Linked DNA regions of Homo sapiens: region 1 is linked to region 2. Evidence: chromatin loops called from intact Hi-C (ENCODE). Cell type or tissue: endothelial cell of umbilical vein. All regions are shown on one strand. Each heading gives the region's core, and the rest is flanking DNA. Links, peaks and the distances in the headings are about the cores only. Region 1 overlaps UBR3 (ubiquitin protein ligase E3 component n-recognin 3). Region 2 has its middle 23 kb from the start of MYO3B.

What was found. A loop is a pair of places that touch in the nucleus more often than their neighbours do. Peaks named below come from ENCODE experiments on the same cell type or tissue, not always from the same donor. Only the 100,000 strongest peaks of a DNase experiment are listed, where the experiment ranks them.
Region 1: a loop joins it to region 2, with 3 times the contacts of the local background. A loop is called at or near these places in 3 of 110 quality-filtered maps.

The regions. Positions count from the first base shown.
Region 1 is chr2:169,926,778-169,939,357 of GRCh38, forward strand. UBR3 (ubiquitin protein ligase E3 component n-recognin 3) reads left to right here. Exons shown (of 39, transcript NM_172070.4): 16 at 61-194; 17 at 543-628; 18 at 1,950-2,091; 19 at 6,135-6,231. Among named protein-coding and RNA genes, the nearest start is that of UBR3, 110 kb to the left of the region's middle. In endothelial cell of umbilical vein, for the core only: CTCF peaks have their summits at 1,842 (motif pointing left) and 6,539; DNase peaks (open chromatin) are centred at 1,834 and 6,514.
Region 2 is chr2:170,148,725-170,161,304 of GRCh38, forward strand. No RefSeq gene overlaps it. Among named protein-coding and RNA genes, the nearest start is that of MYO3B, 23 kb to the right of the region's middle. RefSeq lists a silencer at 6,800-6,849. In endothelial cell of umbilical vein, for the core only: no CTCF peak of the experiment used is centred there; DNase peaks (open chromatin) are centred at 6,557 and 8,547; H3K27ac peaks cover 1,302 bases.

The sequences.
Region 1 (12,580 bases), core at 1,676-9,675, 220 kb before region 2:
AGTGTCCAGTTAATTTTGTTTTAATTTATAAAAATATGTTTCAAATATTTCTTCTTGTAGATTTAAGGTAGTGGATTTGTTGACAATGGCATCACAACATCAAAATACAGTACTTGATGCAGAGCATGAGAGGTCGATGTTAGAAGGCGCTCTTACATTTCTTGTGATTCTTTTGAGTCTTCGTTTACATTTAGGTAAAACTCACTGATACTAATACTTATGCATTAACTGTTTTCCTCCCTTTCTCCCCCTCCCTGTGGTAGTAACTGGCTTAGGGAAAAAAGGAAAGGATGTAGATAAATGTAAACAATGTTTCAAACTCTTGATATGTTGTACTGTAGGTATACCTTTTAGAATATCCTTTGCTTAAGGGAACTGCAAACAGCAGTTAAACTGCAGTTATGTTTGGAGCATAGCTTCTTTACTCTTTAATTTGAAGCATCTTATATTTGGTAAAACAGCTTAGTAAAAAGTGTGGTAAGTTTTTTTCTTTATAATTTATGTATACTCAGATTTGTTAATTCCGTTTTTAATAATTTTAGGAATGTCTGATGATGAGATTCTCAGGGCCGAGATGGTAGCCCAGCTGTGTATGAATGACAGGACACACAGTTCATTGCTGGACCTCATATCCTTTTAAAATTTTACTTTCTGTTAGTTGCAGGATCTAAAATAAGTATTTTTTATGATTAATAGTTTATCAATTTTTTGATTAATTTTTTTTCAAAGTTGAAAAATAATATAGAAAAAGAAGAACACCAGTTGTGTGCTCAAGTATGTATTCAAGCCTGGTGACTGTTTTTTTTTTTTTTTAACCTCCTGTTATTACCTCTTGGGGAACTCTTCTTAGACTTTAGGGTAGATTTCAGGACTGAATGATGGCTTTGGCCACCCCAGCATTTAACCTCCTAGTGGACAGCATTACTGAACGTTTTATAAAAGGCAGCTAGGTCCATTTTGTCTGTGTAGCCAGGATGCAATTCATGGTTAACAGTTAAAGGTATACCTTACGATTATTATTACCAGGATTTTAAACATTTTGAGGGTTTTTCTGTAGAATTTGGTCTTAAAGGATTTTTGAATTTATAGATTTTTGTGTACAAACAGGGAACCTGTGGTTCTTTGTATAGGACTGAACATACAATGAGAATCTGATTATCTTTTTAAGTTAATGTTAATAAAATTTTACACAAAGATTATCAAGTAATTTTGTGATAAAAATTCTGGCCGAATTTAGTATTTGTATATCTTATGACTATGTTTGGAAGAATTGGCTAAACTTTTTATTTTGTGAAATAAGTCCTATTAGAATGCCTGTTTGACAACCTTGATTTTTGTAAGCAGCCTCAATTTGATACTGTCTGATGATTTCCTTCAGTCATTATGAACTATGTGTCAGTGCTATTATAGAGTAAAAACGATCTCTGTGTCTTTCAATTTTAAAGATTTATGTGCTTTAATGTGAGGAGAGAATCTTTTTGGTTTGCCTCTTTGCTTATATTTGCTTAGTATTTTTTTCTTTGGGGATGAAATTTTGTGTTTTTGGAAAAACAATCTTTGCTCATAAAAATCTTGGCTAATTTTTCACAAGTTCTTTCTGTTTTTTAAGGAAAAGTTATTTACAAAATGGTAAAAATGAAGACACATTTTTAAAAGTTTTTCTATCGTTTTCTGAAATTTGATAAATTTATTTCGGGGAAAATATACCTGGGAACTACTGCAGCATACAATTTATTAGTAGGCTCCTAGATTAAACATATTTTCAAAAATCACAATTAAAAACAGTTATTATTGATCTGTTGTATTATATAGCCCTCTTGTGGCCAGCTTTGTATATTACAACCAATTACTATTTGTCTACTTCAGCAAAATGAGAAACTAGAGTACCTTGGAAAGGCTATAAATCTGGCTTTTTGTTACTAATATTTTTTTCTTGACATATATATCATATTCCAGAAAATCCTAATCCCAAAAGTGGCATTATTCCAGGCAGTTACAGCTTTGAATCAGTTTTATCAGCTGTAGCTGATTTTAAGGCTCCTGTTTTTGAACCTGGAGGTTCTATGCAACAAGGCATGTATACTCCCAAAGGTATGTTTATATACATAAATGGACTCTTTCAAATATCAGTTCTTGAATGGTGAATTCTTCTGTGTATTAAAAGAAAATGTTTACCTTTTATTCGTTCAAGCTTTGGTTTTCTTTTCTCCATTTTGTTATAAATGTATGTCTTTATTGGTAAACAGTGATACTGCTTTCAATTACTTAGAAATCTATAGCTTTATGTTACACTAAGACTTCTTAGATGACTCTAAACTATAAAGGAAATTTATATTTGAACTCTAATTCATTTTTATAAGTGATCATAACCATAAATGAACCAGAAACTATAAAACAAAATGTATATTAAAAAATATTTTGAATGTATTTACTCTCCAAATTTGATTTTGAAACAGCAAAAGAATCCTCACGACCCAAATTTTAACTTGAAATAGTTCAAATTAAAGTCTGTATAGGCCGGGTGTGGTGGCTTATGCCTGTAATCCCAGCACTTTGGGAGGCCGAGGTGGCTGGATCACCTGAGGTCAGGAGTTCGAGACCATCCTGGCCAACATGATGAAACCCGTCTCTATTAAAAATGCAAAAAAATTAGTCAGGCATGGTGGCAGGTGCCTGTAATCCCAGCTACTCGGGAGGCTGAGGCAGGAGAATCACTTGAACCCAGGAGGTGGAGGTTATAGTGAGACCCTATCGTGGCCACTGCACTCCAGCCTAGGCAACAAGAGTGAAACTCCATCTCAAAAAAAAAAAGTCCACATAGAATGCTGATAGCACTTACTTACATTTTGAACCTATGTTAAATGCACAGAACGTTTTCCTTAAGTGGATGATTGGTTTTGGAAGGTTTCTCCCGCATAGATTCATAGTTGACATCCTTGACAGCAGCCAGAAGTAAGTGAGGTTTTGATTTACACAGTCTTTTTTTGTTTGACTTTCATATTTTCACTTCTCTAAGTGAAAATTTTGAAGGAAGTAGCAGTTACGTGCTTCTTGACTCCCTCAACACGTTGTCTAAATGAAAAACCAATGCCCATTTTGAAGTTGTAAATAATATACACTGTACTGTGTGTGTTTGGCAAAGCAGAACAGAAAAGCCTTATTTGGGATTTTTCAGGGAGTTCACAAGGAGCAAGAAAATCCAGTCTCTGGTTGGAAAGTATTCCATTAAAAGAAAAGCACAGTATTTTTTTAGTGTAGAGGATATTTTGTGTGTAAAATTAGATGAATTTGGGAGTGGAGTGGTGCTGTGGTGTAGTGCAGTGCTTATAAAAGTGTGATGTGACGATTACATCTCTGTCAGACTCACTTGCGCTCCTCATTAAGAATGCAGGCCCCTGTGTCTCACCTCCTATCTGCTATCATCAGAATCTCTGTGGGTGAAATCTGGGAATCTGCTTTTTAAAACAAGCTGTTTAGATGACTGTTCTGAACAATGCTGAGATGGAATACTGGGCATTCGGAGATTAGAGCAAGGAAATTGAGTGTCATATTTAAATACCATATGAATTATATTTGCTAGTTGTGTGGTTTAGGAAATTAGTTGTTTTTTTTTTTGTTATTTTTTTGGAGACAGAGCCTCACTTTGTCGCTCAGGCTGGAGTGCAGTGGCGCCATCATAGCTCACTGCACCCTTGACCTACTGGGCTCAAGTGGTCCTGCCACCTCAGCTTCCCCAGTAGCTGGGACCATAGACACCCACCACCATGCTGGCTAATTTTCATGTGTTTTGTAGAGACAGGGCCTTGCTGTGTTGCCCAGGCTGGTCTCGACTGTTGGGCTTAAGCAATCCTCCTGCCTCAGCCTCCTAAAGTGCTGGGATTGCAGGTGTGAACCGCCATGCCTAGCCAGTTTTTTTATCTTTGGATTTGGCTTCTTATCTGTAAAATAAGTTTTTAAACTTTTAAAAGTGGTTGAAACAAGCCTCTGGTTTCGGGGACTAAGCCTTAAGTGAATTTGTCATATTAATATAAAACCAACAAAAGCTGGCTTACTCCTGTTAAAGTGGGTGTGGGTAGTGAACCTAGCTTCTTCTCTGTCCTGCTATCTACTTGCTCCTAAAGTGGCCCCTGTTATACATCTGTGGTAATTCAGCTCCATGGAACACTGTTTGAAGCCCACTGGACTAATTAATCACTGAAGTTTTCTTCCATTGCTAAGGTTGTGCAATTCTGATAAAAGCTTTGGCATGTTAATTATGCAAAATAATAGACTTTAAAGAGAAGGACGATCAAGGCCGGGCGCAGTGGCTCACGCCTGTAATCCCAGCACTTTGGGAGGCCAAGGTGGGTGGATCACGAGGTCAGGAGATTGAGACCATCCTGGCTAACATGGTGAAACCCTGTCTCTACTAAAAATACAAAAAATTAGCCGGGCTTGGTGGCGGGCACCTGTAGTCCCAGCAACTCAGGAGGCTGAGGCAGGAGAATGGCGTGAACCTGGGAGGCGGAGCTTGCAGTGAGCCGAGATCGCGCCACTGTACTCCAGCCTGGGTGACAGAGCGAGAATCTGTCTTAAAAAAAAAAAAAAAAAAAAAAAGGACGATAAATGATTCTAGAAATACTAATAAAGATCTTTGTGAAGGACTGTCTTCAGAATTTTAAGTCATACTTCTGATACTTTAAGATGAATAGCTTGTTACATGAAACTAGGGACAGTGGTTAACAATGGTTAACAGTGTCTTGTGCTAGAAGGTTGTAATTATAGTGGATGGTTAGGGAGAAGCTTAAGCTTCTTACCATGTTTTCAAATGTTAAGAATTTTGCTAGAGAGAATGAGAGAAAAAAATCTATTAAGGAGATACTCTTAAGGCGGTGGTTTCTAAAATTATTATCTCAGTTTATCCTTTAGATTTTTGCCACATCTAAATAGCCTCTCTACTGAAATATACTTAGTATTTCACTATTTTTTAAAATGAGTTAACTTAAAAAAAACCTTGCCTCTTCCTAAGCGTGATTATTAGTGAGGTGTCATGAATTTTATTTGCAAGTTACAATTTTCTAATATACATTATACACATTAAAAATAATTACATAATTATTAAAATGAAAAGCTTTATATACTTAATACTTAAAATCATCTTGTGAACCATCAGTTGTACACATTCCACACACAAGATAGTGGTTCCTAATTATGCAGAAGGTAAGAAGACAAATTATCAGTTTTAGCAAAGGAGCAGAAAATCTTTTATAAACAAAAAAGACTTATAAAGTGGGTCTCTTCAAAATCAATAGCTCATTAATTTTTTTTTTTTTTTCTTGGAGACTGAGTCTCACTCTGTTGCCCAGGCTGGTGTGCAGTGGCGTGATCTTGGCTCACTGCAACCTTCGCCTCCTGGGTTCAAGTGTTTCTCCTGCCTCAGCCACCCGAGTAGCTGGGATTACAGGTGTGCGCCACCACGCCTGGTTAATTTTTGTATTTTTAGTAGAGACGGGGTTTCACCATGATGGCCAGGCTTGTCTCAAACTACTGACCTCAAGTGATCTGCCCACCTCAGCTGCCCAAAGTGCTGGGATTACAGGCATGAGCCACCGTGTCCAGCCTCATTAATCTTTAAATCTAGTTTTCATGTTTTTACTTTTAAGTACTTTTTTTGTTTAATACTTTTTTTGGGAAATGAGGTCTGTCTTTGTTGCCTGGGCTGGTCTCAAACTCCTGGGTTCAGGTGAGCCTCCTGCCTAAGCCTCCCAAGTAGTTGGGACTAGAGGTGTAAGGCATCATGCCCTGCTTAACTTTAAATACTCTCAGAGATCCTAACCTGCTGTGTTTCTTTCTAATTGGCACCTTACAAACAACAACAACAACAATGAAGTAAACTTTTCTGGTGAGGCATTGTTGTATTACAAAACTTTTGTTCTTTAGTGCTTGCTGAACTCAAGAGAACATTCCTGATGATGAAATTGTGATTTTTGACTTAGAAAAGTAATCATGGCATCAAGCTTCTTAAGGCAAATACTATAATCAGATTAAATTGTTCTGTGTTTTAAATGTAAAATATACTTAACAAATGTAATAAGTCAATAAATATTGATTTTATTTCTGAGAAGTCAATGTTTCTACTTTCTTTTGAATAATAGCTGAAGTCTGGGATCAAGAGTTTGACCCCGTCATGGTCATTCTTCGAACAGTTTACCGTAGAGATGTGCAGTCTGCAATGGACAGATATACTGCATTGTAAGTCCATCAAATTGATTAGCATCATAACAGTATTTTATATTTATATGGAAAAATTTCAGTGATAACACAGATATGATATGCTCTCATTAAAGTATACTTTCATTCTTTAAAGGTGAAAATAATAATTTAAGGTTTAAAAAATAATCTGGTGGAGATTTATGTTAAGATCTTTATCCAAAATTTGATGTTAATCTGATAAATTTAGAACATGATCACTAAATTAAAAAACAGAAACTTATTTAGTTGCTGTTCCATCAGTGGAATTAAAGGCTTGGTTTTGTGTTGTTCTACTTTTGAACCAGTAGGGGAGGCACAAGTTAAGAGAATAGAATTCTCTGACATCAGAGATGGTGACGGGTGTCTGTAATAAGTGAACATATTTCTGTGTTCATGACAACTGGGAAAATAGCCAAAGCAAAATTAATTTTACTTGTAAATATTTAACAAAATAGTTTACGGTATTGATGACTGCAGAAGACAAAAATTTTGAAAGATATCTTTTAAATGCAGAATTCAATTTTGTATGTTATTGTAAATTGTAGACCATTGTAAATGTATTATTTCACCTCTTTTTAAACCTTAATAGTTAATATTATATTGCCAAATATCACAAGATATCATCTTTTACTTGTGCTTTCCTACAGCTAAAGTTAAACATTTAAAAAGCAAGTTTAAATGATGCAAATGTCCTTGATTTTGAGAAAGTATTAGTACTTATCCAGATAACTATCAAAGTGAAACTTCTCTTTTGCCAAGACTTTGCAGTAATAGAAATATCTATCACAGACAAATATCTGAAGAAAATTTTTAATGTGGAATTTTAATTCACTTCCTCCCCCAAACAAAACCAAAACGATCTTTAAATCAATAACAACAACAACAACAACAACAACAACCCAGTTCAGCCATCGGCATCTCTCTCTCCGTTTCTCTAAACCCTTGGAGAAATTAGACTGAGGTTCTCTTTCTCTGGTTTCTTAACTCCCTCTTTTTCTGCTTTTCATATAGTTTTGTAAAAATGTACTTGCTTGTAGTCTTTTACTTAACTCTTAGCTCCTTGAGGGAATATATTTTTATCTCTGTATCTCGTCTACATCTTTAATACTTATCTCAATTCTGGCACTTAGTAGGTATTCATAATATATTTGTTGAATAAATAAATTTGAGTAATTCCTGTTGAAAAATTGAAAAATGAAGAAAATTGGGAAGAAGCATTTGCATGGAAAACCTTATTGAGACTTCATAAACACCAGTCTTAAATGGCTCTGCCTTTTTTTCAGGGTAGTGATGATGGTTAGTTGTTTTGAATGTATAAGAATTAAGTAAATTTTATTCTCTTTTACTTTGTAGTTACTAGAAATTTGTACTGAGATTGGGCTGAAACTTTCAAAGCTTTGAAGGAATCATTAAATAATGTAATCAATTTTAAATGGGAAATTTTATTTAACAGTACATATTTATTGAATGCTCTGCCTCGGCCTCCCAAAGTGTTGGGATTACACACATGAGCCACCGTGCCTGGCCGATTTGTTTGCTATTGATCATTTTCATCTGCTTTTTAATTTTAAGGGACAAAAAGTGGCTTAACTGATTATACTGGGAGGGATCTTTTCTTATTTGTAAGCAGGCCTTTTGGAGGTCATCTTGCAAACTAAAATGAAAAATGGTCAGATAAATTTAAACTTTTGTGTTCTCACAATTTAGCTCTGTGCCAGGCACTTTAAAGGCAATCAGTAAATATTTGTTAAACGAATGAAAAGTAGATTTCTTTCAGTTTTTGTGCTGAGAGTTTAAGTGAAAGTAAGCCGTTTGCTTTATGTGATGCTTAGATGCTTAGAATTTTAGGCTCTTATTGCTGGAAAAGGCCTTTAAGATCTAGTCCAGGTTTTATAAAAGCGTCTTGTGGGCCATCACTGGAAGACAGAGTTGGGCAACAGCAAGAAGAGGCTTAAGCGAGTGAAAGTGGCTCATCCTGCTTCCCTCACTCCCTTCCAAATACCCCTGAGTGGGCATTCAACTCTTAAAAAGAAAACAAAAACAATACAACAACAACAAAGCAAACCAGCAGTTGGAAAACCATCCATTCATTTCAGTGTTATATTTTATATATGAAGACATTGTGGCTCAGAAAAGCTCAGTGAAAATATGTCTGTTTTTTGTTTGTTTGTTTTTGAGACAAGGTCTCACTTTGTCACCCAGGCTGGAGTGCAGTGGCGTGATCATAGCCCACTGCAGCCTCCAACTTCTGGACTCAAGTGATCTTCCCATCTTACCCCCCTGAGTAGCTAGGACTACAGGTGCACACCACCATGCCTGGCTAATTGTTTAAAAGTGTTTTGTAGAGGTGGGTTCTTGCTATATTGCGCAGGCTGGTGTTGAACTCTTAGTCTCAAGTGATCTTCCTGTCTCAGCCGCCCATAGTGCTAGGATTATAGATGTGAGCCATTGTGCCCAGTGAAATATGTCTGACAGTGGCAGTGTTGTTAGAACTATGAGCTAGGCCATTTCCAAAGATAGAAATGATTTCATAAAGCATCTGTTTTAAATTCAACTGTAAAGTACATTTTTTAAAATATGTAATTTCTTATATTTCTGTTGCCTCCTGTCTCCCATCTTGAAGGTTAATGGCTGCTGCCCCATGTTTGAAAGTATGATGTATGAGTTTATATATATCATTTTTGTCTCAAACTAGTCAATAATTACGTGTTGGTTTGAGTCACTTAAATAATTTTTTTCTGTCATGTAGCATTTCATTTGCATTATTCTATTAATGCTTTTGAAAAGAGCAGTCAAAATGATGTATTACTTGGGCCTTCAACAAATATATAACCTTTATTTTGGAACAATTTATTAATCTAGGTGCCACATATTTAGTGGCTACTGCTTAAAGCAAACAAAGAAATGAAGTAAAATTAAAAATTGCTTTTTTTATGCTAAATGAAATAGAATAGTTGAAATATTTCATCATGACTATTGGGATCATTTTGAAAATTACATTTATATGTTGTCACTGTAGTATTATATACAAACCAATTTATTTATTTTTTATTTATTTTTATTTTTTTGAGATGGAGTTTCACTTTTGTTGCCCAGGCTGGAGTACAATGGCATGATCTCGGCTCACCGCAACCTCTGCCTCCCGGATTCAAGCGATACATCCGCCTCAGCCTCCCTAGTAGCTGGGATTACAGGCATGCGCTACCATGCCCGGCTAATTTTGTATTTTCAGTAGAGATGGGGTTTCTCCATGTTGGTCAGTCTGGTCTCGAACTCCCGACCTCAGGTGATCCGCCCACCTTGGCCTCCCAAAGTGCTGGGATTACAGGCGTGAACCACCGTGCCTGGCCCAGAAACCAATTTTTTTAAATGCAAAGTTAATTTTATAGCATCTTCATAATCATAGGTACAGCATATTTCTCTGATATATTAATGATAGTTTTCTTATTTTGAAGATTTTTTTTCTTCATTCTATGTAGTATTTGTTTCCTCTAAGATGCGTTTTCTTTTTATTATTATTATTATTATTATACTTTAAGTTCTAGGGTACATGTGCACAATGTGCAGGTTTCTTACATATGTATACATGTGCCACATTGGTGTGCTGCACCCATTAACTCGTCATTTACATTAGGTATATCTCCTAATGCTATCCCTCCCCACTCCCCCCACCCCACAACAGGGCCCGGTGTGTGATGTTCCCCTTCCTGTGTCCAAGTGTTTTCATTGTTCAATTCCCACCTATGAGTGAGAACATGCGGTGTTTGGTTTTCTGTCCTTGCGACAGTTTGGTCAGAATGATGGTTTCCAGCTTCATCCATGTCCGTACAAAGGACATGAACTCATCCTTTTTTATGGCTGCATAGGATTCCACGGTGTATATGTGCCACATTTTCTTAATCCAGTCTATCATTGTTGGACATTTGGGTTGGTTCCAAGTCTTTGCTATTGTGAATGGTGCTGCAATAAACATACATGTGCATGTGTCTTTATAGCAGCATGATTTATAACCCTTTGGGTATATACCCAGTAATAGGATGGCTGGGTCAAATGGTATTTCTAGTTCTAGATCCTTGAGGAATCACCACACTGACTTCCACAATGGTTGAACTAGTTAGTGTAAAAGTGTTCCTACTTCTCCACATCCTCTCCAGCACCTGTTGTTTCCTGACTTTTTAATGATCGCCATTCTAACTGGTGTGAGATGGTATCTAATTGTGGTTTTGATTTGCATTTCTCTGATGGCCAGTGATGATGAGCATTTTTTCATATGTCTGTTGGCTGCATAAATGTCTTCTTTTGAGAAGTGTCTGTTCGTATCCTTCGCCCACTTTTTGATGGGGTTGTTTGATTTTTCCTTGTAAATTTGTTTAAGTTCTTTGTAGATTCTGGATATTAGCCCTTTGTCAGATGAGTAGATTGCAAAAATTTTCTCCCATTCTGTAAGTTGCCTGTTCACTCTGATGGTAGTTTCTTTTGCAGTGCAGAAACTCTTTAGTTTGATTAGATCCCATTTGTCAATTTTGGCTTTTGTTGCCATTGCTTTTGGTGTTTTAGACATGAAGTTCTTGCCCATGCCTGTGTCCGGAATGGTATTGCCCAGGTTTTCCTCTAGGGTTTTTATGGTTTTAGGTCTGACATTTAAGTCTTTAATCCATCTAAGATGCATTTTCTATTGTTCAGTCTCTAGCTTTCAAGTTAGAGGCATTCCCCAGATGTCTGACAATGTTGACTGCTTGTTATTAAGAGTTCTTGAGTGCATTGGTGGAACTAGTAGATTCTGAATTTTAATATAGGGTGATTTGGGTAGGCAGGTTGGTTGAGAAGCACTTGTGTTAGATCTTTCTTTTTGGCCTGGTCAGATTCCTCAGGGAAGTATCCTCAGATATTGCCCAGAAGGAAATGGTATTGGTGCTATTATTCTGTAAACGGATTGAGAGACAAGGCCTAGGGACTCTGAGTCAAATACTTATATGATGATTTTAATCTCTCATCCTCATATCCTCAATTGTACTTGCTATTTGATCCTCCCCAGAGATGAGTTCTGTAGCCAAAATTCTGTTTCAGTGGTGGAAAGGCAGTTTTCATCCGATCCTCCTTATTTTAGCCCCTTGCCTTCCCACCTCCATTTATAAAGGTATCAGGTGCTGCCAATTTTGTTGCTCATTTTTTAATTGCACTTTTTATTATTGAGTTTTAAGACCTCTTCATATATTCTGAATACTAGACTTATCAGTTATATGATTTGCAAATATTTTCTTTCTCCTTTTTTTTTTTTTTTGAGACACTGTCACTCTGTTGCCCAGGCTGGTGGCATGATCACAGTTCTCTGCAGCCTTGGGCCTTCCCAGGCTCATGTGGTCCTGATTGGCTTCCCGAGTAGCTGGGACTACAGACATACGCCATCACACATGGCTAATTTTTGAATTTTTTGTAGAGATGGGGTCTCTACATGTGTTGCCCAGGCTGGTTTGATCTCTGCAGCTTAAGTGATCTGCCTGCCTCAGCCTCCCAAAGTGTTAGGATAACAGGCATGAGCCATTGTGCCCGGTCTGTAAATGTTTTCTGTCATTCTGTGGATTGTCTTTTTCACTTACTTGAAAGTGTTCTTTGGGTCACAAATGTTTTAAATTTTGATGAATTCCAATTTTTTTCTTTAATTTTCCTGTTTGTTGCCTAAATTAATTTAATTTTCCTTCTGTTGCCTAAATCAAGGTCACAGATACCTAAACCTATGTTTTTCCCCAAGAGTTTTATGCCTAAAAATATAAAACTAAAGCTGAAGCTTTTACATCAAATTCTCTGGTCGATTTTGAGTTAGTTTTTATGTATGCTGTGAGGTAGTGGTCCAACTTAATTCTTATTCATGTGGTGTTCCTTTGAGTTTTAATAGACCTTGCCTGTTCAACAACCTGGGCCTCATACATCTTTTTTTGTGGATAACTTAAAACTACACATTCACTTTCTTTAAAGGTTTTAGGCTTGCTTAGGTTATTTCTTGAAAAAAATTACTAAGTTATATTTTTCTAAGAAATCTTTATTTTACGTTTATATTTAATGATTAAAAAAATCTTCCTTGTGTTTTTATTCCTATTATTTATTTGTGTTTGCTATTTCTTATTTTGAATTAGGTGTCATATGAGATGATTATCAGTTTTACTATGTTTTCTAAGAACCAAGTTTTGATTGTCTCTCTCCTCCCACCCCCATTTTCTATTTCATTCTTATTCTTTTTTCCTCTATTACTTATTAACTTTTTTTTTTTTTTGAGATGGAGTCTCGCCCTGTTGCCCAGGCTGGAGTGCAGTGGCAGGATCTCTGCTCACTGCAAGCTCCATCTCCCAGGTTC
Region 2 (12,580 bases), core at 2,196-10,195:
TTCAAGACCAGCCTGGGCAACACGGTGAAACCCCATCTCTACTAAAATACTAACAATTAGCTGGGCGTGGCAGTGCTAGTCCCAGCTACTTGGGAGGCTGAGGCAGGAGAATTGCTTGAACCCAGGAAGTGGAGGTTGCATTGAGCCAAGATCGCACCACTGCATTCCAGCCTGGGTGACACAGCAAGACTTTGTCTCCAAAAAAAAAAAAAAAAAAAAAAAAGAAGAGTTAGATTAGCTTAACTGCTTTTTCTTTTATCTCTAAAAAGGCTTCAAGATGTGTAATGGCTCTAACATAATAGAAATGTAGCTCTCCCTCTCCCTCTCCCTCTCCCTCTTTCCACGGTCTCCCTCTGATGCCGAGCCGAAGCTGGACTGTACTGCTGCCATCTCGGCTCACTGCAACCTCCCTGCCTGATTCTCCTGCCTCAGCCTGCCGAGTGCCTGCGATTGCAGGCGCGCGCCGCCACGCCTGACTGCTTTTCGTGTTTTTTGGGTGGAGACGGGGTTTCGCTGTGTTGGCCGGGCTGGTCTCCAGCTCCTAACCGCGAGTGATCCGCCAGCCTCGGCCTCCCAAGGTGCTGGGATTGCAGACGGAGTCTCCTTCACTCAGTGCTCAATGGTGCCCAGGCTGGAGTGCAGTGACGTGACCTCGGCTCGCTACAACCTCCACCTCCCAGCCGCCTGCCTTGGCCTCCCAAAGTGCCGAGATTGCAGCCTCTGCCCGGCCGCCACCCCATCTGGGAAGTGAGGAGCGTCTCTGCCTGGCCGCCCATCATCTGGGATGTGAGGAGCCCCTCTGCCTGGCTGCCCAGTCTGGAAAGTGAGGAGCGTCTCTGCCCGGCCGCCATCCCATCTAGGAAGTGAGGAGCGCCTCTTCCCGGCAGCCATCCCATCTGGGAAGTGAGGAGCGTCTCTGCCTGGCCGCCATCCCATCTAGGAAGTGAGGAGCGCCTCTTCCCGGCAGCCATCCCATCTGGGAAGTGAGGAGCGTCTCTGCCTGGCCGCCATCCCATCTGGGGAGTGAGGAGCGTCTCTGCCCGGCCGCCCATCATCTGAGATGTGGGGAGCGCCTCTGCCCTGTCGCCCCGTCCGGGATGTGAGGAGCGTCTCTCCCCGGCCGCCCCGTCTGAGAAGTGAGGAGACCCTCTGCCTGGCAACCGCCCTGTCTGAGAAGTGAGGAGCCCCTCCGCCCAGCAGCCGCCCCGTCTGAGAAGTGAGGAGCCCCTCCGCCCGGCAGCCACCCTGTCTGGGAAGTGAGGAGCGTCTCCGCCCGGCAGCCGCCCCGTCCGGGAGGGAGATGGGGGGGTCAGCCCCCCGCCTGGCCAGCCGCCCCGTCCGGGAGATGAGGGGCGCCTCTGCCTGGCCGCCCCTACTGGGAAGTGAGGAGCCCCTCTGCCCGGCCAGCCGCCCCGTCCGGGAGGGAGGTGTGGGGGTCAGTCCCCCGCCCGGCCAGCCACCCTGTCCGGGAGGTGAGGGGTGCCTCTGCCCGGCCACCCCTCCTGGGAAGTGAGGAGCCCCTCTGCCTGGCCAGCCGCCCCGTCTGGGAGGGAGGTGGGGGGGTCAGCCCCCCGCCTGGCCAGCCGCCCCGTCCGGGAGGTGAGGGGCGTCTCTGCCCGGCTGCCCCTACTGGGAAGTGAGGAGCCCCTCTGCCCGGCCACCACCCCGTCTGGGAGGTGTACCCAACAGCTCATTGAGAACGGGCCATGATGACAATGGCGGTTTTGTGGAATAGAAAGGGGGGAAAGGTGGGGAAAAGATTGAGAAATCGGATGGTTGCCGTGTCTGTGTAGAAAGAGGTAGACATGGGAGACTTTTCATTTTGTTCTGTACTAAGAAAAATTCTTCTGCCTTGGGATCCTGTTGATCTGTGACCTTACCCCCAACCCTGTGCTCTCTGAAACATGTGCTGTGTCCACTCAGGGTTAAATGGATTAAGGGCGGTGCAAGATGTGCTTTGTTAAACAGAGGCTTGAAGGCAGCATGCTCGTTAAGAGTCATCACCACTCCCTCATCTCAAGTACCCAGGGACACAAACACTGTGGAAGGCGGCAGGGTCCTCTGCCTAGGAAAACCAGAGACCTTTGTTCACTTGTTTATCTGCTGACCTTCCCTCCACTATTGTCCTGTGACCCTGCCAAATCCCCCTCTGCGAGAAACACCCAAGAATGATCAATAAAAAAAAATAATAATAAAATAAAAAATAAAAAAAATAAAAAAAGAAAATTAACTTTGGTACCAGGTACAAACCAGTCTGGGAGCAGATCAGCAAAGAAACTCTTGAAATAAACGGTTAAGATAAAAAGGAGTAACAAAGGTGTAATACCAACGCATCGGCAGTGGCGCTGACCTTAGGAGGCTTCCGACAGTCAATCACAATACTTCAGGACCTATCAGAGGTAGGATCTAAGCCTCCCAGAGTCCCCGCATGCCCTTGTCAGCTTCCCTGCTCCTCTCCTGATGCTTCCTGGGATCACTTCCCAAATAAATTACTTGCACTTAAAAAAAAAAAAAAAAAAAAAAGAAATGTATGTGTATAATAGTTAAGGCAGGTGTTCCTGATCAGTGACTGGCTTTTTTCCACAAAAGACATTCAGGGACCTACTTCCTTGCCCTCTTGGGGCTTCGCCATCCCCTCATAGCTACTTCTTGAAAGCTTTGGCATAAATGGCACACATTACTTCTCACTTTCCATGGAGGAGAATGTTGATATATAGCCACATGGAACTGCAACAGAGGCTGAGAAATCAGTCTAACCACATATGCTACAAGCATGTTCCTATGCAAAGAAAGAACAGCTTCAGATGGATAATTAGTGTTGTCTAATGCTTACAGAGTCACAAATATCCCAGTACCTAACATAGTGCCAGGTATGGAGTGAATTGTTAAGTATTTATGGAGGAAGGAAGGGAGAGAGGGAGGCACACCAGTCCGGGTGTATGGCCTAACCATTGACAGGCAGATGGGACTGTCTGTGAAGGATCATGCAACCCCATCTTGCCATCTGAGGTTTAATCTTTGCAGTACTAAGTAATTGTTTGTGTCCCTTGGATTCTGTAAATGTTGTACTACAACTGTACACATGTCCTCTTTGACTTTTATAGGCCTGGGGGAAGAAAATTAAACATTCTTCATTTTACTTAGGTAATTAATTCATTCCTTTTGTCACTTATATGTAAGTCAATGGGAAGGAGGAAACAATATAAGAGTAACTGGAACACAACCTTCCTAAGCATATAGGCTCAGAGTTGTCAGAATCATCTCACAGAACAGTGAGAGAACATGCTCATGTTTCTCTGAGCTCTCTTCTGCCTTTAAGGTGTATCTTAAACGGACTTTATAAAGGTCATCTTCATTACAGGACTTTGAAGCAATTCCGAATGGCACTCTCTAGGTGCTGCCTGTGTCTGGCTGAGGAGGAAGACTGTGCAGTTACCTCCCTGGCTGCACATATGGCGCCTCTCTGTTCAGTCACCTCTCACCACCCTCTGCTGTTTTGGTGACCGTGTGGGGAAATTCCATGTTGGAATCTGAAGAAATCCACTTTACCATTGAGGACAGTGCTAAGGGCCCAGTGGCTGAGGGGGAAATCCTTGGGACAATGTTGAACACAGTTAATGCAGGGAGGGAAGAGAAGCCTGGCACTCATGGCTACCACTCTGCCTTACTCAGAAGGTGAAGAAGAGAGGATGAGTAGAGAGGTCTACTGGTGGAACAGAAATGATGGGGAATGGACTGGTATCTGCTTTAGGGCCCTGTGGAGCTGCAAGGCTGGTTCACGCTTGCCCCAATGTACCTACCAGACTGAGGGTCTGAACTGCCATCTTAACCTGACTCTTTCTCTTGGAGGGACTTCCAGTGGTGGGTGTGTACAGTCTGCTAGACACAGTGCCTAACCAACCATGAAAGATGGCTTGGCTGGGATTCCCAGCAGTGGACTGGGGTGACTTCCTAAAACAGAACACAGGCTCCACCTCTAAGCAGGGTGTGGGAGTCTAGACAGGAAGGGAAAATAAAAATTAAAAAAAAAAGATTTCTCAATTATATCATATCTGGCCCAAATGACATAAAACCAGTCTAATTACTTGAGATACATGGTCTAGGAAAGAATTTAATATTTATCAGTCTAGTACTACAAGAGAAAATTTATTTTTGAGCATTTGATACTTTGACATTTCTGGATTGAGTCGAAACAATAGGCCACAGGCTCCTTTTTCTTCCATTCCATGTCATTCCATTTCATTCCGCTATATCTTTTTTCCTTTCATAATATTAGCGCATACTTAATGTTTCATAGTGTGCTTGTGTTTTTCTGCTTCAAGTGGAATATTGCTTAAGTTGTAATCACTACAGCAAGCACTGAAAAAAAACTATACAGGGATATAGTAAGAAAACAAATACATTAAATAGAATAATAAAAAAATGCTTAACCCAAAAGAAGGCAGGGAAAAGGAAAGTAATTCCAGTTAATACTAATTAAAAGCAGAGATGGTCAAATAGATTTTTAAAAAGGATCCAACTTAGAAACAAACAAAACAAATAAGATGGTAGAACTAAATCCAAACTGATCAATAATTATATTAAATGTAAATGGTCTAAACACACCAACTATATGCTGTCTACAAGAAATTTCACTTCAATCATAGTTATACAGGTAGAGGACAGGAAAAGATTGCACTGTGTCAATTTTTTTTTTTTTTATGCTGTGTAACCGATTACTACAAGTAGTGGTTTAAATGCTATGTAACAGGTTACTACAGATAGTGGCTTAAATGCTGCGTAACAGATTACTACAAGTAGTGGTTTAAATGCTAAGTAACAGATTACTACAGGTAGAGGCTTAAATGCTATGTAACAGATTCCTGTAAGTAGTGGTTTAAATGCTATGCTACAGATTACTACAGGTAGTGGCTTAAATGCTGTGTAACAGATTACTACAAGTAGTGGCTTAAAACAACACATATTTATTATCTCAGGGGTCAGAAGCCTGGGTATGGCTTAGTTGGTTACTTTACTTCAGGGCCTCACCAAGTTTTAACCCTCAGGGTCTTGGATGAAGCTGTGGCCTCATCAGAAGCTTGGGGGTGGATGATGGTGGGGGGAAGTGCAGAATCTGATTCCAAACTTCCTCAGGTTGTTGGCAGAATTTATTTCCTTGTGGCTGCAGGACTGAAGCATAAGTTTCTTATTCACATACATTTGTCAATGTAGATGAAACAGACTAGGTCCTCAGAAAACCAGAAGTTACCAAAACTAACCCAAGACAAAATAGATAATCTGAATGATCTTATAATTATCAAAAGTAATTGAATCCATAATAAAAAATCTTTAAAAACTAGAGTTTCAGTAAGTCTATCAAATATTTAAAAAAGAAATCAATCCTCAACAATTTCTTTCAGGAAATAGAAGAGAAAGAAATACTTCCCAACTCATTTTATGAGGCTAGCATTACACTGAAAGCAAAACTAGACGAAGGCAGTAACAAGACAAGGAAACTGCAGGTCAATATCCTCATGACCATAGACACAAAACCCCCCAACAAATTATTAGCACAACAATCCAGCAATATAAAAAAAGAATACTACGCCACAACCAAGTGGAGTTTATCCTGAGAATGCAAAAATAGTTCAGTCTGTGAAAATCAATCAATGCAAGTCACCCTATTAATAGTCAAAAGAAAAAGCACATGATTATATCAATTGATGCAGAGAAAGCATTTAAAAAATTCAACATTCACTCATGAAAAAAAAACAGCGAACTAGGAATAGAAGGGAAATTATTATTATTTAATTATTTTTGAGACAGGGTCTTGCTCTGTTGCCCAGGCTAGAGTGCAGTGGCATAAACATGGCTCACTGCAGTCTTGACCTCCTGGGCTCAACCAATCCTTTTACCTCCACCTCCCAAGTAGCTGGAACCATAGGTGTATGCCACAATGCCCAGCAACTAATTTTTTAAGAAATTTTTTATAGAGATGAGGCCTTGCCATGTTGACCAGGGAGGTCTTGCACTCCTGGGCTCAAGCAAGTTTCCTGCCTCAGCCTCCCAAAGTGCTGGGATTACAGGCATGAGCCATTGTGCCTAGCTGTGGCTCATGCCTGTAATCTGTAATTCTTAAACCTGATAAAGGATACCTACAAAAAGCCTTGAATGTGGCAAAAACAACAAAGAGTTCTCAAATGCTGGGCAACACTGCACAGTACAATTGCTTTCCTTGTCCTAGTGTAGTGCAGCAATAAAATCCCAAGGCATCACCCTTTCCAAAATTGCGCTTATTGTTCCTGATAGTCTAGTGACCAGCAGTTGGCGAGAACATGAGTGCAACAAAAGTGAGCTCTGGATCTTTATTATGTAGCACTGGGATCGGGACTGCACACTCTGTGTCTTACTGTGACTACATCGTGCAGAAATGGGGTGGTGAAAAGAACATTAAGTTGGTGGAGAGGCACTTTGCTGAACAAGGATATAGGCGCTGATAACAAGGCTGTGCATCAGGAAGCTGGCAGTTAATCCGATCTTGGGCGCCTCCTGGGAACCAGAGCCAGCAATCAGCATCACGCAGAAAAACAGCAGGGATCTGGAAATGAGATTTCTGAAAGTCAGGAAGTTGGCAGTTGAGTCAGAGCTGCAGAACCAGCTGGAATAAGAACCTTTAGCTATCAGTACCAAGTAACAAAGCAGCAAGGAAGAGCTCACTAAAGGGACCATGGAGAGTTTTTTTCATTGTTTTTTTTTTTTAAATGAAGGGACTCAGAAATAAAAAACTTTGCTTAATTATTGTTACAGCCAGCCAGAGATTCGAAACAGCAGAGTCATAAAGAGAAATGTCTCATGAAGGTTATTCTCTCATGCAGACAAGTGCACTTGAATTTGTAGTCAGACACTTCTGCTTTTGAGCTTGTTTCTGTCAACCAGACTTTCCACACTTTCTTCTTAATGACTGGAACTTCTGACTTTCCCAAGCTTTTCCATGAGAAGTTGGGTCTCTCAGTCAGTTCAAGCAGAAAAAAAAAAGAAAAGTTTAACAATGAGGCAAAGTTGGAAGTATAATTTCAGGCGTTCTAATCTTCAGCACACACTTAAATTCCTGTCCTCCTCTGGAATTGCTAACAGAATGCGTCAGTTTAATTGCTCAAAGAATGTGTCAGTTAAAGCTTAGCTTAACTATAGTTCTGAAGTTGAGCTGCTCTGGTTCTCAAGATGCCCTAAGCAAAGAAAAGTACAGAATTTTGCAGAGGCAAAGAAGTGGTACGGAAAAGTCTCAGAAACAAGCCAGCTCTTCCTGGAAAGAAAAATCACTGGGTCTCTCGGTGGCCAACAGCAGAACTCCAGCTTTTTATTTGAGACTCACAGCCTTCAAAGCAGCACGTGTGATAGAGAGCACCCATTATGGACATCCGACGACCTGGGTTCAGACCCACATTTGCCCCTCTGAGATAGTGGTGATGGTGGACTCTTGATTCAGGCAGTCTGGATTCAAGGGGCAAGTCTGATATTTTCTTATTGTTGACCATGAGCAACTTAGTTCACCTCTTTGTGCATCAGTTTCCTTATCTATAAAACGAGATGATAAGCATATCTACCTTATAGAGTTGTTGTGAAGATTAAATGAATTCCTACTGCATGTGTAAAACGTCTGGAACCATACCTAGCTCATTGTAAGTGCTATATAAACGTTTGCTGTTATTATATACTAACTAGGTACTAGGATAATTTACCTGTCTGGTTTCAGCTTCCTTAGCTGTAAAGCTAGAGTGCTGGTTCTCAAAATGTGGTCTGGAGACCTCTAGCATCAAAATAACCTAGAGTATCAGTTTAAATAAAATCTCTTAGAGCATGGCCTGGAAAGGAGCTTATAAAAATGCTTTCAAAGTCATTCTTATGCATGTTTATCTAATCATAGGAGAACCCACATAATTAAATGAGCGTTGAGTTCATTCTAACTGTTGGCATTGAGTTGCTTTGGGAAGAAGAGAGAAATTATGCCCTGAGAGGCACAAGCACTGACCCTCTGACAAGAGAATGGAAAGCCGAGCCTGAGCTGTAGACAGGCAGTGCCCATCTCAGCAGTGAGTGGGAATCATGGCCTGGAGATGGGTGAGTCGCCTTTTTCATAAATGTCCATGGACTGCTCATGGAATGACCTGATAAAATTCTCCTTCCCAGTTGTATGGACTGAGAGTGAGCCCTTGAATCTTTGTGGCAATAAACAAAAAAAGTAACTTGTTGGAAGTTGGAACTAACTTCTCTGTCTTCTGTGCTCCCATTCACATTATTTCTATCCTATTATAATTCACATCCTACTGTATCACAGTGAAGTACTATGTGTATCTCCTCCTGAAACTATGAGCTTCTTAAATATAGAGGGAATACCTATATTCCCTCATCATTGGATTCCTCTCTTCCTCCTCCTTTGCCCTAACATTTAGCACAGTGATTTGCATGTGGTCGTTCTTTAGTAAGTGTTTGTTGAATGAATCAGCAGAAGACCCTGTTTGAACTGAGTCACTGGGATGGTGTTTACAAGTCTGTGATCCCAGGCAATGTACACTGTAATCGATGAGACCCACAGAAACAAAGGCAGTGGAAAAATCCTGCCTCCATCACAAAGGCCTTTGCAGTATTAATACAGTGGAAGATATAAATCTTAATTAGTAGCAGGAAAAAGTGATGATGTATCAAGGTTCTCAAAATGTCAGCTGGTGGCTGCTCAATCCATTCATTTATAGCTGCTAACCATAGCACTGTGATACTGAAACCAATACTGCTAATTAAAGGTGTAATGACAATCAGCCAGCTCACTGTTAATTGATTCTTAATACTTCAATTACTTGTTTTTATGCCAGTCGAATTTAATCAAAGGAGGTCAGAGAGTCATACAAGGCTTATAATTTTTAAATGATTTGCATACATTAACTTTTATGGGCATCATTTTCAAAAGTCAAGTGAAAAGATACCTATATTCATATATACTTTACTTGCTCATTAAAACTTTTGGAAAATAAAGTTAATCCATGATGACAAATAGATATAAATATTTCAACAACAAGGGGGAAATTTTGTTACACCTTAGACTTTGGTTCTATATTCTGTTTCTTTATCCTCTGCTGGAAAATAACCCCTGGATTTTTAATAACTTAAGGAAAACTTTCACTTGGGGCCCATTCTCCATCATCTTATTTTTCGCTTCTTGTTGTTGACAAGTTTTGAGGGGAAAGTGGTTTACAGATCCTCTGTAACCCTTACAATGTGGCTTCTGCCTCCTTTGCATATTTGAAAGCCACCATTAGCCTTTACCAGCTTAACTCAAATGGCCTTTTCACGGTCCTCGGTTGTCTTGTAGACTTTAATACTATCGACCACTCTTTCTTTGAAACTCTGCCTTCCTTGGCTAGGATCTCCACTAACCACTCCATCAGAAATATTTTCCAGAAGGAATTAAAATAGCCTGCAAGATAGGCAGGGAATATAAGCATGGAGGCTTACTGGGCTGCAGGAGGCAAGGAAACCCTGGGACAAGAAGTGGTGGCTCCTTCTCAGGAAAAGCTCAATGACCAGCAGGTCAGAACACCCAGACCAAGAGGGATTGGAAAATTCTACTCCAATTCTAGGCCTGTGTTCGTATTGAAGGGGGCAGGCTGGGAGCACATCTCTGGGAGGGTGGGATGCAGATTTTAGGTGCAGAACAATGCTGTGTTGAGTCAAGTCCTTTAAAGAGAGGACCACCAGGGATCCGGTCCACCCTTGGAAATAGGATTGGCAGGAGAGAGAGAAAGCAGACCCCAGGTGGCTGTCTGGGGCACAGGTCTGGGCTTTTCCTGGGTGGTGGAGGTGAGACAGCTCCTCATCTGGAGTTGACTGGAGATTCCCCATGTGGTGTAGATGATATGCACAAAGCCACTTTGCCAAACTCCTCTTTTGACATTTGGGTGTTTTAAAAAAAAAACCACTGTTTGCCAGCTTATACCCACAGTTTGCAGACGGCATCCATGACTACGAGAGGCTGGGGAGGGAAAGAAACTCCCATAATCCCTCTCGGTCTCTTTTCCCATTCAGTCTCCATCCATCTTCCCCAACCCTGATAGTCTCTGGCGATCTCTTGGTGATCTCACCTCTCATAACACCAGCTGGGGAGGCAATGAGCTGTGAGGATTGAGGCCTTCAGAGTTAGGCAGACCCAGGCTGGAAAAGCTGCCTCTTACTCATCCTTCCTAAGCCAGTTTTCTCATCTTTAAATGGCCTTGTTGGGTTGTTGTGAGAATTATATAAAATAAAGCATGCGAAGAGCCCAGCACAGTGGCAGTCACATTGCTGTTTTCCTGATTATTTCAAGCTCTGCCTTCTCTCCATCCCCAAATCCAAATTGTCTAGCCATGAACTCATGTCCAGGCTCTGGGTTCCACACCTCCAGTGGCTTAAAGACATTGAATGGAAGGCTTTCTCCTGTCAGACACTGTGCCAGACTCTTGATTTACATCACCTCAGCTATTGGAATTGTTCCCATTAGAGATGGAGAAGAGGCACAGAGAGATTGTGAAACTTTCCCAAAGCCACACAGCCAGATTCAAACTGAGATTTGTCTGACTTCAAGGAGCTCATACTTTTTGGGTCAAAATTTGGACTCATTATCCCTGAGTAGACCTGCTCCTCACCAGGGGAAGCATAAAAATTAAAAATTCCAAGTCCCTTTGAATTTTCCTTTCTTATCACCCCTAGCCCCACTCCCTATCCCCTCTCCCTTGCTGTCCTCCCCCACTCATATCTAACCAGTCATTATATTATCTATTCCTATTCCTTATTCCTCCAGTGTCCTTCTCCCCTCCTTCCACCATCACCCTGACTCAGTTCTCAAGCCCTGGGTGGGGACTCCTGACCTGCTTCCAGGAGGCACATTCTGCCCTGGTCTTCTTTGTAGGGTATAACATGGTGCTGAGCAGGACAGACCTGGGAGCCTGACTGCTGGCTGCAAATACTGGTTCCATCCCTTATTAATGGTGTGGCCATAGGCAAGTTACTGTAACCACTCTGTGCATTAGCTTCCTAATACCTACCTCAAAGGGGTGTCATGAAGATGAATTGAGTTAATCTTTAAAAAGCACTTGGAACTGCATCTGGAACACAGTAAGCAGTATATACAAATAAACCAATTGCAACCAGACCCCTGGTCCCAAAATGACAATTTTATTTGAGATTCTCTTAAGAAACTTCTAAACCCCAAAGAACTGAAGTCCAGGGTTGTGCCAAAACATCCACCCAGGCTGATCCCACTGCCTCCTGGAGAGCCCCTATGCTGGTTCTCTTGTTTGCTTTCTAGATTCTTGATTTAAGCCTCACATTCCTGCTTCTCAGCTGTGCAGCCCTCTCCTGTGACTCTCAGTCAGCTTGCAGGACCCCTTCAGGACTTCCTCCTCCAGGCAGTCTCCCCAGCCCACAGTGATGACCCCTGCTTGAGACTGGGAGTTTCTTGCACTTATTATTTTGTACTTAATTGCAACCTGCCACGTGATATTTGTTATATCGCTTTTTTTTTTTTTTTTGACATGGAGTTTTGCTCTTGTTGCCCAGGCTGGAGTGCAATGATGTGATCTTGGTTCACTGCAACCTCCGCCTCCTGGGTTCAAGTGATTCTCCTGCCTCAGCCTCCCAAGTAGCTGGGACTACAGGCATGCGTCAGCCTGCTCAGCTAATTTTGTATTTTTAGTAGAGATGGGGTTTCACCATGTTGGTCAGGCTGGTCTCCAACTCCTGACCTCAGGTGATCCACCCACCTCGGCCTCCCAAAGTGCTGGGATTACAGGTGTGAGCCACAGTGCCTGGCCCATAATGCATTCTTATACATTTTTATTTAACTTGTAACAATACTTATGCTTTGTCTACACAACTTAATTATAAGCTTCATGCCAGTAGAGACTTTTCCTTTTGCCTCTTTGTTTTCTCCACCGTGTCTAGGATAATATTTTGCACATGAGATACGTTCCCTAAACATTTGCCAATTGAATCATAAACCACTTTAAAACAAAAATAGCTGACATGAGGCTAAATATAACAAAATTAAGTGTTACTTGGTTTCTTAGTTTCATTTTGCAAATTTTTGTTTCATTTTGAAAGTTTGGAAGTCTTTAATTAGAAATGCATTTATCCTACATGGTACTTTGAAACCAAAGATGTTAGAGTGACACCACTTTATTGTTTTCTTGAAGTGTTAAGTGATGTGTAAATAGAATATTGTTTGACTAATTTTTTTTTACATTTGTATATTTTAAGGTATGGGGAGGGTGGTTTTTGAAATACGGCTAAAAGTCAAGTGAGAAGAATATACATTATCACCTAATTTAATTTTAAGATTAGACTGAAGCACAAGAAACCTCAGCATCATTTAGTTCTCCTTCATGTTGTATGGAACCAGTAATCTAATACCTATCCTGAGAATCTGTCGGCTTCTCTCTTTCTTTTCTCGCCCTACTCTAGTAATTATTTTAACTTTCAATATCCCTTCACGAGTAGGTTTTTGTCATTTTGAGATACCCCCACATCTTTTCAATCAAAAGGCAGAGTGGGAGGAGAGGAGGAAAAAGAGGAG